Regions from separate parts of the Homo sapiens genome. Here region 2 is linked to region 1. Evidence: chromatin loops called from intact Hi-C (ENCODE). Cell type or tissue: ovary. All regions are shown on one strand. Links, peaks and the distances in the headings refer to the core of each region. The heading gives the core; the rest is flanking DNA. Region 1 overlaps HIVEP3 (HIVEP zinc finger 3). Region 2 has its middle 49 kb from the start of GUCA2B.

What was found. Peaks named below come from ENCODE experiments on the same cell type or tissue, not always from the same donor. Only the 100,000 strongest peaks of a DNase experiment are listed, where the experiment ranks them.
Region 2: a loop joins it to region 1, with 31 times the contacts of the local background. A loop is called at or near these places in 1 of 110 quality-filtered maps.

The regions. Positions count from the first base shown.
Region 1 is chr1:41,870,287-41,878,624 of GRCh38, forward strand. The region is part of intron 1 of HIVEP3 (HIVEP zinc finger 3); the gene reads right to left. Among named protein-coding and RNA genes, the nearest start is that of HIVEP3, 44 kb to the right of the region's middle. RefSeq lists a silencer at 34-113. In ovary, for the core only: no CTCF peak of the experiment used is centred there; a DNase peak (open chromatin) is centred at 5,002; H3K27ac peaks cover 311 bases.
Region 2 is chr1:42,100,059-42,108,396 of GRCh38, forward strand. No RefSeq gene overlaps it. Among named protein-coding and RNA genes, the nearest start is that of GUCA2B, 49 kb to the right of the region's middle. In ovary, for the core only: no CTCF peak of the experiment used is centred there; no DNase peak of the experiment used is centred there.

The DNA of each region.
Region 1 (8,338 bases), core at 262-8,261:
TCACTGAGTCATCCATTCAACAAGTGATTACTGACCCCCTAGTATGAGTCACATTCGACTTATCACTCTCTCTTTTCAACGTTGCAATTAAATAATCACACACACAATACTGATTTACTGTCTGTCACCCTCCCTAAACTGTCAGTTCCAAAAGGACAGAGATTGTATCTGATTTGTCATTTCATTCCCAGCGCCTGACACAGTACGTGCAACATGGTAGGCATCCTGTCCATACTGGCCGGGTGAACGTACAAATGAATGAATTAAAGCATTTGAAAGCTCCATTCATATTCTAAAATTCCAAAATGCACCCTGCTGTCTACTTTACACAGGGATAATTGATGTTACAATCAATATGACTTTTAAATTTAACAAACGAAATTGTTTTATTTATTAATCTACTAGTAAGTGAAAACAATAAGATGTAAGACAACAGGAAGAAAGTTACTCTCCCTGAGAGGACAGAACCTGCAGGTGTTATCCTGGGACTGGCAGAAGCAGCATAGGGTCATCGCTGAGGGGAGTGTGGATAGAGTCAGGCTATCTGGGTTAGGGTCTTGACCCCTCCACTGACCAGCTATGTGACTCTGGGCAAGCAACTTAACCTCTCTGTCTTCCAGTTTTCAAATCTGTAAATTGAGAATAAGAATATCAGCTTCAGATAATTTCATTAACAAGTAAATGGATTACGACACGTGAACTGCTTAGAACAGTGCCTGGCACGTGCTAAGTACTCACTAAATGTCAGTTGTTTTTATTTTCTGGAAGAATGGGAACAAGATGGGTTAAAACCAAGGACTTGGACATACTGTCACTAAATTCACAAACCACTCAGACCAAATCTCCAAGATTTCCTATTACAAAATGAAGTAATTCAAAGGCAGGTGGCTGGATGGGTTATCTACTCCAACTTCCAGACTTACTGCTTTACCTATAGAGGTGATGATGCCTTATCCATCTGAAATTAAGGGCCAGGTCAAACAAACCCTCAAGGTTTCTCCAGGACTGGAGTCTGGGATTTGATTTTATACACCCCACAGTGCCCAGCACAATGACGAACATGCATTTAAAGCTTAGAAAATGTTCACTGTGTTAATTTACAATGAATACCATTTAAAGCTAAAAAAAAAAAAACCCCTGCATATTCTAAAGTATATTATCTAGCATATGTGCTAGCCCCAGAAGAATAAAATGCAGAAGTGAACAGGAGTTGCTTCATGGAACTGAAATTAATTATACACAATTATCTCTGAGATCTTTAAACAGTAAGTGAACAATGAAAATGTAGATTCAGAATTCTCCTGGTAATGAATAAGATGATGAACATGTTTCCACAGAGGGTGGGATCAGGTTGATCTGCTGAAATAACCAGATAGCAGGATAATTTCACTATCTACGTGAAACATTATCCAAGAATCTGTGCGTTACTCGACAATTAAATCAGTTCAAATGTCTTATCAATGATTTCATAGAACAACCTTCAATGAGTTAACAGGAACCCGTAGATAAAAGACAAGAATAGGGCTACGTCAAGAAGCTCAAAATCCTCAGCTGCTGATAATGCAAAACCTTGGCCACATTGATGAGCCCAAGACCACCAGATCTCTTTATACTGAGTCATTTTTTAAAGAAAACTTTTATTTTATATGTTAGTTTTCCTTATAAAAATAAGTTGTATTGAGGTATAATTTATATACAGTAAAATGCAACCATTTCAAGTGAACAGTGGGTTTTGACAAATGTATATACCCAAGTAACCACTACCCTAATCAAGATATAAAAACTTCCATAATGCCAGAAAGTTCCCTCATCCTTGATAAAAGAAAAACTTCAGCCGAATTAAATTTAAAGGAGTTTAATTGAGAAATGAATGACTCGCAAATCAGGCAGCCCCCAGAATCACAGCAGGTTCACAAAGACTCCAATGCAGCCATGTGGTGGAAGAAGATTTACAGACAAAAGAAAGGGAAATGACATAGTACAGAAAACGGAAGTGAGGTACAGAGTGGCGGGATTGGTTACAAGTTGGCATTTGCCTTATTTGAACACAGTTTGAACACTTAGCAGTTTATAAATGGTTGAAGTATGGCCACAGGGATTGGCCAAGACCCAGCTATTGTTACAGGCACATACTCCTAAATCTTGTCTACCTATTAAGCTAGGTTGCAATTCATCCACAAGAACTCAAATATAGAAGTACGGAGTCCTTCTCAGGCCATATGCAGTTTGCTTTAACACACTCTTTCTCGGTTAATCCCTGCTCTTATCTCCCTCTATCCCACCCCAAGGCAACCATAGTTTTGACATTCCCCCTATAGATTAGTTTTGCCTATTCTAGGATTTCATGTAAATGGAATTGTACAATATATATATACTTGTTGATATCTGGCTTCTTTCAGTCTAATGCTTTGAAAATCCATGCATGTTTTTGCATGTGTCGGTAGTTTGTTCCTTTTTATTACTGAATAATATCTATTTGGGTGGACTGCAAGTTGCTTATCCATTCCCCAGTTGATGGGTATTTGGGCTGCTTTTAGTCTTGGACTGTTTTGAATAAAGCTCTTATGAACATCCACGTACAAGTCTTCCACCAACATATGTGTTCACTTCTCTTGAGTAAATACCTAGGAGTAAAATCACTGGGTCATATGCTGTGCATGTTTAACTTTCTAGGAAAATGCCAGATTTATCCTGAATAACAGAAATGATCAACTGATTTACTATTAAAGGACTTACTGGATTTTATAAGGAAAAGAGGAAACGAGACGAAAGAAAATGTAGTGCATCTGAAAGCACATGGGGGCTGCTTTGCTGAAGGGGCTGGCAGGCGGCTTCCCAGGCAGGGTCTGCTCAGGACTGCTCTAGCCAGATGCCTCCCCTGGTGTTTACTTCACCCACAGGAAAATGGCCACCTTCACCCCACCTTCAGTGGACGTGCAGCCCCTTCGGTGCTCCTCTCTTCATCTGCCTTCAGAGGTAGTCCTGATTAACCTGTTGCCAGCAGAATTTTCTAGGAGAGACAGGACTTGGGGGTACCACTAGGCCCCGGGGACATGCACTCAGCTGGCCCAGGCACCGATAACCTAGCATGTCCTTTTAGAATTTGGGGGATCCCGGCACCCACTGTTCTCAGCTTTGGGCCTCAGCTAAGGCCAGGACAAGCATCATTTAATGTCATGTCATATAATTAGTATGGAAACTACAAAAACCTATATGTTTACAAAACAACCACTGATCTACATTATTTCAGAGGTAATGATACTTTTACATGAGATAACTTCCCAAGACACTAAGCTGAAATTAGATAAATTTAGGTTTTCTGTATTCTCGCTGACTTGTGTTTTTCACACTGGCTTTATCTTGGTTTCTGAGGGAGAATCAATTCTCTTTAACTCTCTTCCAGAATACCTCACTACCTTCAGAAAGGAAGAAGGAGGGAAAAAAGGACAGAGGGAAGGAGGAGGATTAGAATTCCTCATATCAGAGAATCCCAGAGCTTTGAAGCTTTAAAGTGAATTCAAGAGTGGGATTCAAGAGACCAAACCATGGGGTCTAGGGGAAATAAGGAACCCCTCTCCCAGAAGGTGGAGAAGCTTCTCAAAGCAACTGGCCCAGGCAGCCTTGTACTTGCTTCATTCTGGGGTCAGGAAGAAGCTGCAGGCCCTCCTTCCCACCCTCGCTTCCCTTCTCCTCCACACTGTCAACTCTGCTCCAGGAAGGGGCAGTATCCCCAGTGTCTGCTGGGCCAGCACAGCCATCTCTCACCCACCTGAGTTCATAATGACTCCTGTGTAGAGCAGACTTCCCTTGGCTTCACTGAAACCATTCCTTCTTGTCTTAGAAAGCAATCAGAAATATAGTTAACTGCCTTAAAGTTCCCTTATCATTGAAATGAACTAGATCACAGAAGTGCCTATTTGCATTTTTTATTCTTATTCACTGGGTTTTTAAAAGGAGCCAAGAGAGGGGAGAGGAAATGCATTTACTTGCTGGGATTTCACTTGGGATGTTCATGTTCGTCTGGAAAGCAAAATAAAGGCATGAAGATTGCCCACTGATTTCCTTTCATTTGGAGAATTCTGCTTGAGTTAGGCTTAGCTGGCTAGCACATAAACCTGTCAAGAGAAAAGTCTTCCTCTTCCTGGGCCTGGTATGTCTACCACCTGGGGCTTCAGAGACAGTATTCTAGGAGATTCACAGTGTCTAAGGTTCGAAATGTGGACTTCAGCAGCAGGGCAGCTGCCAAACGCTTTCCTGCCCTTGCAGAAAGCCACCACCAAACTCACCACCACCTCCCTCACCGTGGCCTCTCTGTTTCAGTATCTGAGCAGCGGGTGAGGAGGACTGGATTCTAGAAGATAAAGAGAGACTCCACGGTACAGAAAGTAAGCCCTCAATAGGATTCTATTAGAAAACAGCTGGAAGGAACTGTGGAGTCACTCAGTCCCATGGCTGATTTTACAGACAATAAGCAAACAAACAAACAGAGGCCCTGAGGGATTTAGTTAGCGGTCTCCAAGTGCCAGTCCCTGAGGAAAGGATTCTCCTCCCCAGCTACCTTTCCCTTCTCCAGTGTGTCCACCTCAGGAAAAGGGCTTGCATCCTCCCAGCTGCTCACACACAACTTGGGCTGGCCTTGGTGCTGGCTCTGTCCTTTCTCCCACCAGATCTGCCTTCCGCCCTCGCCACTTGTCTCTGCCCAGGGCTCACTTGGAAGGACCACATCAATGAACAACCTTGGCAGGTCACAGGGAGGGATGGAGCGGGGGAGAGAACAGCAAATAGGCTTCTGCCCTGCAAGAGAGGGAGAGCCAGAATACCAGCCTGGCTTGGGCTGCTCCCGAAGGTCCTGGCTGCTGCCTGCAATGCAGCGCCTTCCTTCAGGGCTCCAGCACCATCCCCTGTCCTCAGCCTTTAAGGCTCTACTGCTCTCAGCCCCAGCCCTGCCCTTGAGGCTCCCCTGTACCCTGTCTTTGTAGATGGTGCCTGGGAACTGTCCCGCTTGGAGAGTGCTGTTTGCTAGGATACACACTGACTCCCATGGCTCCCCTCCAGCTCCCCATCCATCCTGCTCCTGGCCACGGCCTCTGGCCTGAAGGGCTGCAAAACAGCCTTCCAACTGGGTTCCTGGCTTCCCTTCTGGCCCCTCTTCATCTGCTGTCCCCAGCAGCATACAGAGCTATCCCATGAAATATAAGTCAGACCATGTCATGCCCTGGCTTAAAACCTCTCAATGGTTTCCTCTGGCATCTCCAGTAAAAATCAGAACTCCTTGCTGACTTTTGAGAGCTGCTCTAGACAGGGCTGCTCTCTGCAGCCTCCTCTTGTGCCCCGAGCTTCAGGACACTCCAGCAGCTGTGGGGCCTCCTTTCCCTTACTCATGACCCCAGGCTCTGCCCTGTCTCTGGGCCTCACACATGCTGTCCCTGTGCCTGGCAGGTGCCCCGTCACTGGTACAGGCTGTCCCCACCCCTCTAGGAGAGCCTTGCCTTAGCAGGGTACATGCCCTGCACCTTCTTCTCTCCACGAATTTTTATTCTCTATCCCTGGACTGTGCTCATTTCTTTCCAAACACCTAACAAATTTGTAATTATGTGATTTTTTGTTTACTTTTTAAATGACTCTCTCCCCCACCGGGATGCAAGTTCCACATGGGTACGAACTAGGTCTGTCTTGTTCTCCACCTGACATACAACAGCTACTCTAGTCACATCTACAAAACAGCAACTGGGTTTGGGTTCCTATAAAGTGGACAACTCTCCTTTCTGGGGAAGGATTGCTTCATAATCTGAGATTATGTTCCTTCTACTTTGTTGGGGAGAGTGTTAAGTTTTTTTTTTTTTTCTTTTATGAAAGGATAGTAAGAATAAGGGGTATTCATCAAAAATTTTTAAATGATAACCTGATATAATTCTCCAAAATGTTTTTAAAATTTTTGAGTCTATGATATCCCAGATTAAGCAATGTTTTGGGAGTCACAGTGTTGGGTCCTAGAGAGGCAAAGAGATAGGTGAAGATAGTGACAGAGAAGAGACCGGCTTTGCAGTCAGACTGCAGGGCCTGGGTTCAAGTCCCAACTCTGCTGCTTGGTAGCTGTCAAACTCTGAGCGAGTTGCTTAAACTCTCTGTGCCTTAGTTTCCTCATCTGTAAAATAAAGATAATAATAGAACCTGTTTCAGAGGACTTTATAAGAATTAAGTGAATTAATACTTGTAAAGTTAATAAAACAGTGCCTGGCCTATAGACAATGCTTGACAAACATTACTGCTATCATTATTATCTATTATTATTATTATTGCTATTGTTATTATTACTAAACCCAGGTCTCCTAAATCCCCAACCAGGACTCTTTTCCCTTTAAAATGTTATCTCCCAGCATTGTCTCTTTAAATGTTATCTGGCCACTCTTAAATGTAAGACTGAAATTCAGCACTTGGAAAACTATCCCACTCCAGCCAAGCACATTTTTTGAATAGCTAAACACTAACCCTGATAAAATGTATCCATTTAGGATAGAAATGTTTCTACAATATGTTACATCTTGTCTACTTTCTAACTGGGTTTTTTGAGATGAGTATCATTACAGAAATTATCTGCTGTGCAGCCTGGAAACAGCAAAAGGAAAACTCAGCACGTTCTACAGACGTGGGTTCAAAGCCCTGCTCTGTCCTCCCTCCAAGCCCTAAACCCCTCCTGAGTTTCAGTTTCCTTACTGAAGAAGTGGGAAGGCCATGTGCATTGAGAGGTTACTGTGGTTTTGAGTCCAGTGAATACACACACTGCTAAATCCTAAAACTCTTCTTTCTTTTTTGGTTAATAATATTAAACTCATCCAGGAGAATACCTTAATTTAAGACTCCAGGCAGAATTCTCCTTTCCCCAAGCTCTGCCAACACCCAAACCCCTCCCCAGAAGACAGCCTGGTTCACACAACAGAGGAACAGACCCCTCACGACTCTGCAGGGGGAATTCCTTTCTGGGAGAGAACACATGTCCAATAGGGCCAGTCCCCACTCAGGCTGCTGCTGTCACTCAGCCAGAAGGCAGGACAGGCTTTTGAAGCTGTGATATTTCTGAGTTTGGTTTTGGACAAAAACACCATTCTTCCTCATAGCCTTTCACACCCTGATTCAAGCAATTTTAACTGAATTCTATTTCCCTTCAATAGAAGGCTATTTGAAGATACAAAAACCATATTTGTGAATGAATTCTAGGATTGTATTTGCAGAGTCACTCCTGTTGGATTTCGTGCTCTATACCAAGTGTATTTCTACCTCTGGGCCTCAGAACCATTTCTCACACCCCCCAACAATATCTCATGCCCTCATATCCCAAATATGCAATTACCTATCAGTTGTGAAAGGTAAAAATAAAATTCATATGGGTTTCATAGGTCAATGGTTCATGTTAAAGGAGACCCATATTAAATAATATTATTAAGTAGATATTTATAAGGCTAAGAATAAAAGGTGGGGAAATGGGTGGGATTCATCTTATCTTTCTAATGTTCATTACCTAGAACCTGGAAACCAAATCAATGAATTTTCTGACTACAGACTCAACAAATATCATTTGTTTTTAATGATAATCAGATAATTTAAATCAGATAATCTAAATCAGGTAATTTAGAAATATCTGATTTCTAAACTAGTCCTGGACTACACTTACAAAGAAACAGCACTGCTATAGAGAAAGGATGAAGACATAAATTGGAGACAGGAAACAGGACCAGATTCAGAACACTATTCCTGCATATGAGATTTAAAGAAATATACATACATAATTTTACAACTCCTACAAAGCCTAATTTTATTTGTAAAATATACCAGGGTATCTTAGCAAGTTTCTTTGGAACCACGCAACTAAGAGTGCTTTTTAATTAATTGCACATCTAGCAATCCACAAATACGAATTAAGCACCATGAGTTGGCACTGAGGAGAATTTAGGTCTGTTCTCCCACAGAGCAAGCAATTTGCGAAACTTTGCTCTAAAACACATAAAAACCCTGGCCTTAGCTACCAATTTTAAGGATGTTCTATTCTGCAAGGGTTCATCTTCATTCTCTCCAAAAGGATATGAGGGTCCTGCTGTATTTCAATGGAACCAGACCCCCAAGGCTCAGAAATCAATCATTTCACAAGAAAAAAAGGGTAAGATTATATCTAAACATTTCATTAGCATAAATCTGAATGTGTGATATTTGGTCATTTTGTCTTAGTTTACAACCACCTTTGCAAGTGATAAAATATAGATTGATGGTGGGGAGAGGGTAGGAGAAGAAAACACCACACTCACATCACGGGATCTAAATTCCACCAGCAGGGGTGGGAGCTGAA
Region 2 (8,338 bases), core at 89-8,088, 230 kb after region 1:
AGAAGGGAACTTCCTCAACCTGAAAAAAGTTGACTACGAAAACCCACAACTAACATCATACTTAATAGCAAAAGACTGTAAGTTATCCTCCTGAGATCAAAAACAAGACATAGGATGTCCACTGTCACCACTTCTACTCAACATTTCACTGGAGATTCTAACTATGGCAATAGTCAATGGAAAGAAATTTTTTAAATTCACATTGGAAAAGACATAAAACTCTCTGTATTCATAGATGACGTTATTCTATAGACAGAAAATTTTAAGGAAGCCACTAAAAAGCAAATAGAGCTAAAAAACAAATTCAGCAAGGTTGCAGGACACAAGATCAATATAGTGAAATTAACTTTATTTCCACACATCAGCAACAAAAAAATCCAAAAAGGAAATTAAGAAAACAAATCTATTTATAATTACATCAGAATGAATAAAACAATTAGAAATAAATTCAGTAAAAGAAGTATAATATTTATATGATAAAAGTTACAAAAGATCATTGAAAGAAATTAAAGATCTAAATAAATGGAATGGCATCCCATGTTACAGGATGGGAAGCTTTAATATTATTAAGATGGCAATATTTCCCAAATTGATCTACAGATTCAATGCAATCTCTACCAAATTCCAGTTGTCTTTTTTGAAGACATTGAAAACTGATCCTAAATTTATATGGAAATATAAGGGCTGCAGAATAACCAAAACAATCTTGAAAAAGAAAAGCAAGTTCAGAGGACTCACGCTTCTCAATTTCAAATGAGCCAAGACAGTGCAGTGCTGGTGTAAGAACAGATACAAAGATAAACAGGATAAAAATAAAGAAGGGAGGAGGGGAGAGGGGAATTGGGAGTGACTGCTAATGAGAACGGGTTTATTTTTGGAGAGTTGAACATCTCTGGAATTAGATAATGGTTGCATAACTTTGTGAAACCATTCACAAAGTTTTCTCCATTCAGCCCAAATTGGAAAAAAACAAATATCAGTGGTTTAAAAAAAAAACCACTGAATTGTACACTTATAAAGGGTAAATTTTATGGTATGTGAATTATGTCTCAGTTCAAAATGAATAAATGAGTTTAATAGGTACATAATTTCAGTTTTACAAGACAAAAAGAGTTCTGTGGATGAATGGTGGTGAAGATACAACAATGGGAATGTGCTTACTGCCACTAAACTGCACGCTTAAAGATAGTTAAGCTTAAAGTAGTTAAGATAGTATATTGCGTGTTATATGTATTTTACCACAATTAAAATAAAGTCATTAAATGACTGAATGATAGAGAAAAATAGTGAATTTAGCAAGGCCAGTGCATACAAAATCAATATGTTTTTTAAATTTTATTTATATATACCAGCAACAAGCCTTTAGAAAATAAAATGTTAAATGACGAGTTAATGGGTGCAGCACACCAACATGGCACATGTATATATATGTAACAAACCTGCACGTTGTGCACATGTACCCTAAAACTTAAAGTATAATTTAAAAAAAAAAAAAAGTTAAGAAAAATACTATTTACAATAGCATCACAAAACAAATCAACCTAGAATTCGATTCAAAATAGATGTGTAAGACCTCAACCCAAAAACTCAAAAATATTGTTGAAATATGTTAAAGACTGAATAAATAAATGGAGAAATATAATATATTCATGATTAGACAATATTGTTAAGATGTTCACTCTCCCTCTATAGATTCAAAATGATCCCAATAAAATCCCCAGATGGTTTTGATTTTTGTGGAAATTGACAGGCAGACTCTAAATTTTTATTGAAATGCAAAGAGTCAAGGCAATTTTGAAGAGAAAGAAGAGCAGAGCTAAAGGATGTATGCTATCAGATAATGAAACTTATTATAAAGGTACAGGAAATAGGACAGTGTGGCATTGGAAAATAAACATAGACAAATAGACCAAACATAAACTATCTATAAACAAATTCGTGCACATATGGATGCTAGATTTAAGACAAAGCTGCCAATACCACCCAATAGGGAGAAGAACGCCTTCTTAGAAAATGACATAGGACAAGATCTTTATGACCAAAAGATTGATAAATTGGACTATGCTAAAATGAATAACTTTCTTTCTTCAAAACATGCCATTAAGGGAATGAGAAGCCATGGAGTGGGAGGTATTTACAAAAGAGAGCTGATAAAGAGCTCACAGTCATGTATATTAAAAGTCCCTACAAATCAGTAAGAAAAAAGACAGACAATATAATAGAAAAATGGGCAAGAGACTTGAATAGGCACTTCACAAACAAGGATAATTTCAAATGGCCCCCAAGAAACCTATGAAAAGATGTTCAACAGCTTTAGTCATCTAAGAAATGCAAAATAAACCCAAAATGAATTACTACTACATGCTCATCAGTATAGTTAAAATTAAAAGAACTGGTATTACCAAGTATTGGCAAAGATGTGAAAAAAAAACCTAGAACTTTCTATGCCGCTGGTGAGTGGGGACAATTGTACATTCACCTTCAAAAATGGTTTAGCAGGATCTGGCAAAGTTGAACATATGCATATCATAGGATCCAATAATCCCAAGTATAGTTCCAAGAGAAATGTGTGCATATATGCACAAAAAGACATATATAAGAAATCTATAGCATCATCACTTGTTATCACCCCAAACTGGAAAAAAAAATGTCTGTTAATAGCAAAAGAAATAAATAAACCATGGTGAAGTTCTACAATGGAATAATATACAGCAATGAAAAAGAGTAAACTACATGCAAGAGCATAAACAAATCTCACAGATGTAATGCTGACCAAAAGAAATCAGACACAGAACACACAGTTTGGTTCCATTGATTCAATTTCAAAACTAGACAAAGATTTCTATGGTGTTAGAAAGCAGAATAGTAGCTGCCTTTGGGGTGAGGGTTTGGGACTGGCTGGAGACACAAGGAGCTGGGGGTCTGGAGTGGTCTTAACATTATGTTTTTTGACCTGGATGGTGTCCGAACAGAAGTTTTCATTTTGGAAGATGTCACTGCACTGTGAACTTATGACTTCTGCTCTTTCATGTGGTATGTTATACTTCAATTAAATAGCTTGAAAAATTAAAGTAGATATATTCGACTCTGATGGCATCTTCAAGCTAAGTCCATCCAAGTAGTGTGGCCCTGGTATCCACTGATGTGCATTCTGGGGTCTAGAGAAACCCACTGATCAGCTCCTCAAAACCCACTGAGATCCATGGGCTTTGGCTCCTCATCCCAAGTCTGCAGCTGCTCAGTGTGCCCCACCGCTACCTGCAAAGACAGGTGAGGGGCTCCATATTGTAATCCTTCTACCCCTTTCCTCTTCTTGGACCCAAAGCACTCTGAATATATGGCCCCTTGCCTCTCAAATTCTGCCCCTTTAATCCTAAAACCACGCATGGTTTTCCCCTAAGCCATGTGAATCCAAAAGCCTGAGAAAGTGTCTCACCTCATGAATAAGGAAAGAAAATCACATAACTTCACCTCCAAAAAAAAAAAAAAAAAAAAGCATCCTACATTTGAATCCCATCTTGGCAACTTGCTAGCTTAAGTGGTAGCCTTGAGTAAATTATTCAACCTCTCTCAGGATGAGGGTTAAAAATAGTATCTGCCTTTCAGATTTATTTCAGAGAAGAGAAAATACATGTAAATACTTAGCACAAAGATTTGTACTTTGCTCGTTAATTTCATTTTTGGAAAAATCAAAAGCAGAAACAAAAAAGCACACCTTTTCTAAAGCCTGGCCTTATCTTGGCTTTTGGTGTTAACTCTTTATAGATAAGGTAGGGAAACCATGCTAGAGCATAAAGCCATGAAAACAGTGGGCAGAAAGGAAATGTAGGCACCACGTAGCCAATCTTCCAGACAAAGCGAGACCCTCTGCGAGTCCACCTCTGGGACCACCTACTTCCATCCTCCTTGTCACAGGAAGCTCACCCCTTCATAGTACAGCCCACCTAGCTTGATTAAGATGTATTAATTCATTCAAGGGCTACTTATAGACTGCGTGGTATATGCCAGGCACTGTGCCAGGTGTTGAAGATGCAAGGAACAAGATGGATGCCAGTCTTGCCCTTTTGGCACTAAGAGCCTAATGGGGTAATGAGCTCTAATTTTTAGGAAGTTCTCTATGTAACAGTGTGTTGAACAAGTAGGACTCATGGTCCAAAGCACCTGTCTTTTTGTCTTCCACTCTTCAGGTCCTCCTTTGACTTTTCTAGCCACTTTTGGGTGATACAAGTCCTCCAGTCAGTCATGAGGGTGTCCAATCTCAGGTAGCTGTCAACTCTCCCAAATCCATTCAACATTACAGCTCTTCACTGCCCCTCTGCTGAGCTCAGACCAGGCCCAGGTGGAAAACCCAACCAGGCTTCTTTCCCTCTTCCTCCCTCGCCCACTGGCTGGCTAATACTGATGCCCCCCACCCGAGACAGGAAAGTTCTTAGGTGCTGGGTACTGTTTTTTGCTGGCTTTGGGCTCCCTGGGTCTGGCAGGTGTTTAGAGTTGACCCTTCCTTTCCATGGGTGCTTCTGTGGTTTCTTTAGGGCTAGCCACTCACCCATCACTGAGTGATTCTCTTGGTACAAGCATCTTGCTGCATGTTTGCCCCTCCAGCCAACCTTCCCAGGGGAGGTGGAGGCTGGGGACCTGTTGTGACTCCACCCAAGGCTTTTTGTGCATATGGCCAGAAACTGGTCTATGCAAAACACTTCAGCATCCTCTGCCCTGACATTCTGGGGCTGTAGGATTCCCCCAACACACCCTCCTCTTTTTCCACTTACCCACTGGCAGCTGGCCAGCCTGACCTGCTTCAGATTTCTCAGATGGGAATCAGACCCCAGTTCACAGCCCTTCTCCCCTCTCAAACTGCAGATGCATAAGTTTCTCTTATAATGGAGAAGAAAGAAAATAGCATTTCTCTCTTGACTTATGGAAGACAAAGATTCATCCCTCCAGCAGCATCCTAAGGTTCAGGGGTGATGGGAGCATTCTGCCCTGGGTACAGGCAGTGAGGAGGTGCAGTGTTGCAGAGAATTTTTAAATCATAGTGAAACCAGCTAAATGCTGGTCTAATTTTTATGATCAACATGCTCTGGCAATACTAAACAGTGTCTGTGACAAAGTACCTCCCCCTGCTGGGACAGACTCTTCCTGCCCCACCCTTTGGTACATCACTGCCCCCACTCTCTCCCCTTTGTGTTGGGGTTGGGGGACTTTGGAGCACACTTATAGTTCTCTCCAAAAGTCCTCTCCACCAATGGTTACACAACCTGGCCTCTTACTACCCTTGAGGTGAGTGGTAGCATTTAAAGTCATTGAGCCAAAATTTTTATATCACCTTTGAAAATGAACATGTTGGACTGGCCGGTGCATGACTTTAACACATGGACACAGGGAGGTGAACATCACACACTGGAGCCTGTCAGGGGGTGGGTGGCTAGGGGAGGGATAGCATTAGGAGAAACACCTAATGTAGATGACAGGTTGATGGGTGCAGCAAACCACCATGGCACATGTATACTTATATAACAAACCTGCACATTCTGCACATGTATCCCAGAATTTAAAGTATAATTTTTTAAAAAATCCAATTTAATAGGTTGTTGCCCTCACAGCAAGCTAGAATATGCCTTCCTATAACTCCTGCTCCCATCCTGGAGATAATTATGTTCTTCAGGGGCAGGAACATACTAAGGATTCAGTGAGTTAAGAGGCAAAGCACCTGACTCAGGAGTGGCCAATAAGTCCTAATCGCAACTCTCCCACCCTGCATCTGGGCGTGTGAAGGACTGATGGAGAAGTGGTGTCTTCCTGACCTCCGCTAGAGACTCATCTAAAGAGTCTCACACATCCACCTGTCTGCCTGCTCTACAAACAGAAGCTCCTTTCATCCTTTCCCACCTGTACAAACATCACTGAGTCTTTTATTTTTAATTTTTTGGTTAAAAAAATTATAAAATCAAGAGTGTTCTTTAAGAAAATTAAAACACATATCTCACAGAGAGCTAATAGCATTTAATAACACTGTTAATCACATTTTGGGGTACCACTGTTGTGTTTATTTATATGCATCTATCTACTTGGACGCACACATCCTCACTAGCATCACACTGTGTACAGAATCCTATATTCTGTCCTTTTCATGTAATTCTGTTCTCTTTGCCTCTTCAGAAAGCCTCCTTCTACCTCTTCAATGCTGATTGATCTCCCCTCACCCTAACTCCTGTGGCATTTGAGATATCCCAAACTTTTTGCACTTAGTTACATTTTCCTGCAACGACATTTCATGGTTTAATGCTTTATCTTTTTTAAATTAATTTTCCTCAAATTTGTATATTTTACTACAAAAGGGATGCGTATTCATGCAACATCCCAAACATTACAGATGTGTATAAAATCAAAAGTGAAAACTACGCCACCCAGCTTGTAATTCCACAGCCTGGAATTACAGCTAACACTGCAGACTACACCCTTTCACATTTTTCTATGCATATACAAACATACGTGGGTATATATGCAAACATATACGTGCATATTTTTTCACAAAAATGGAACATTTCTATGTGTACTATTCTCAAACTTGCTTTTTTAATTCATATCGCTTGGACATATTCTGTATCAGTATATATTGATCTACTTTTTTCTTTTCAATAATTGTATACCATTCTATTATGTACATGCACCATAACTTTCTAAATTTGCTCCCTGTTAGCTGGGCACAGTGGCTCACACCTGTAATCCCAGCACTTTGGGAAGCCAACGCAGGTGAATGGCTTGAGCCCAGGAGTTTGAGACCAGCCTGGGCAACATGGGGAAACCCCATCTCTACAATAAAAAAATTTTAAAAAATTAGCCAGGCATGGTGGCGCACAACTGTAGTCGTCCCAGCTACCTGGGAGGCTGAGGTGGGAGGATCACTTGAATCCAGGAGGTCAAGGCTGCAGTGAGCCATGATTGCCCCACTGCACTCCAGCCTGGGCAACAGAGCAAGACCCTGTCTCAAAAGTAAAATAAAATAAACTTGCTCCCTCTTGATGGGTATTTAAGGACTTTCTGGTCATTTGCTATCACTAACAATGTTTCCATGAACGTCTTTATAGATAAATACTTAAGCATGTTGCAGGATGCTTCTGTAGGATAAATTTCTAGAAGTGCAATTGCTGGGACAGAGAGCATGCACATCTTAAAGAGTGACTGATGCTGCCAAATTTCCCTCTAAGAAGCTTACATCAATTTACACTCCTGTCAATATTGTATGAGGGGACCAGCTTACCCACATACTCACCAACATTGGATGCAATCACTTTAATGTTAGCAACTCTAATTGGTGGTTTTGTTCTGCTGTTTTGTTTTGTTTTTTGAGACGGAGTTTCGTTCTTGTTGCCCAGGCTGGAGTGCAATTACGCAGTCTCAGCTCACTGCAACCTCGGCCTCCTGGGTTCAAGCAATTCTCCTGCCTCAGCCTCCCAAGTAGCTGGGATTACAGGCTCCTGCCACCACACCCAGATAGTTTTTTTTTTTTTTTTGTATTTTTAGTAGAGATGGGGTTTCACCATGTTGGGCAGGCTGGTCTCGAACTCATGATCTCAGGTGATCCACTCGCCTCGGCCTCCCAAAGTGCTGGGAGGATTACAGTCTTGAGCCACTGCACCGGGCCTCTGTTATTAAGTTCAATGATGGGACAGAGACTGCTAGTCCCCCTCTTTAATCCAATTCCCCCTTCCTCCATACCAATATACATTTTAGCTGGGCAAATGTTCACTCAACTAAAGGGACATTCCCTAGACTCTCTTCAAACTGGGTGTGTGGCTGTGTGACTAAGATCTGACCATATACATAGCCAGACATAAGTGTAAGAGGAGTGTGTGATTTCCACGTTGTGCTATAGAAGGGAAGAAGCATTCCTTCCCCTTCCCCTGTGCTAGATAGACTACTAGATGCAGTAGGCCCTGTGCCAGCTAAACTATGGATGCAATGGCTGAAACGTGCAGCCACCATGGAGGATGACATGGAATCTGAATGTTGAGGATGGCAGAGAAGCAAGACATCTCAGATCCTCAACACTACAGAATCACCATACTAGCTCTGGGCCATCTACTCATATTTTCACACAGGAAAGAAAAAATCTTCCTTTAAGCCACTGTATTTTGACCTTTCTTTATTACAGCCCCCAAACTTGTATCCTGACTAATAAAGGTGGGAATTTGAGAAGACATTTTAAAATGCATTTACTTTGGTTTTTTCCCCATCAAGTCCTGCCAGCTTTTTTCCCAACTGAGTTGAAGTTCCTTGAGAGCCTGACCTTATCTCACTAGATGTTTACTGGTTGATTACAAATGTTCTGCCGGTG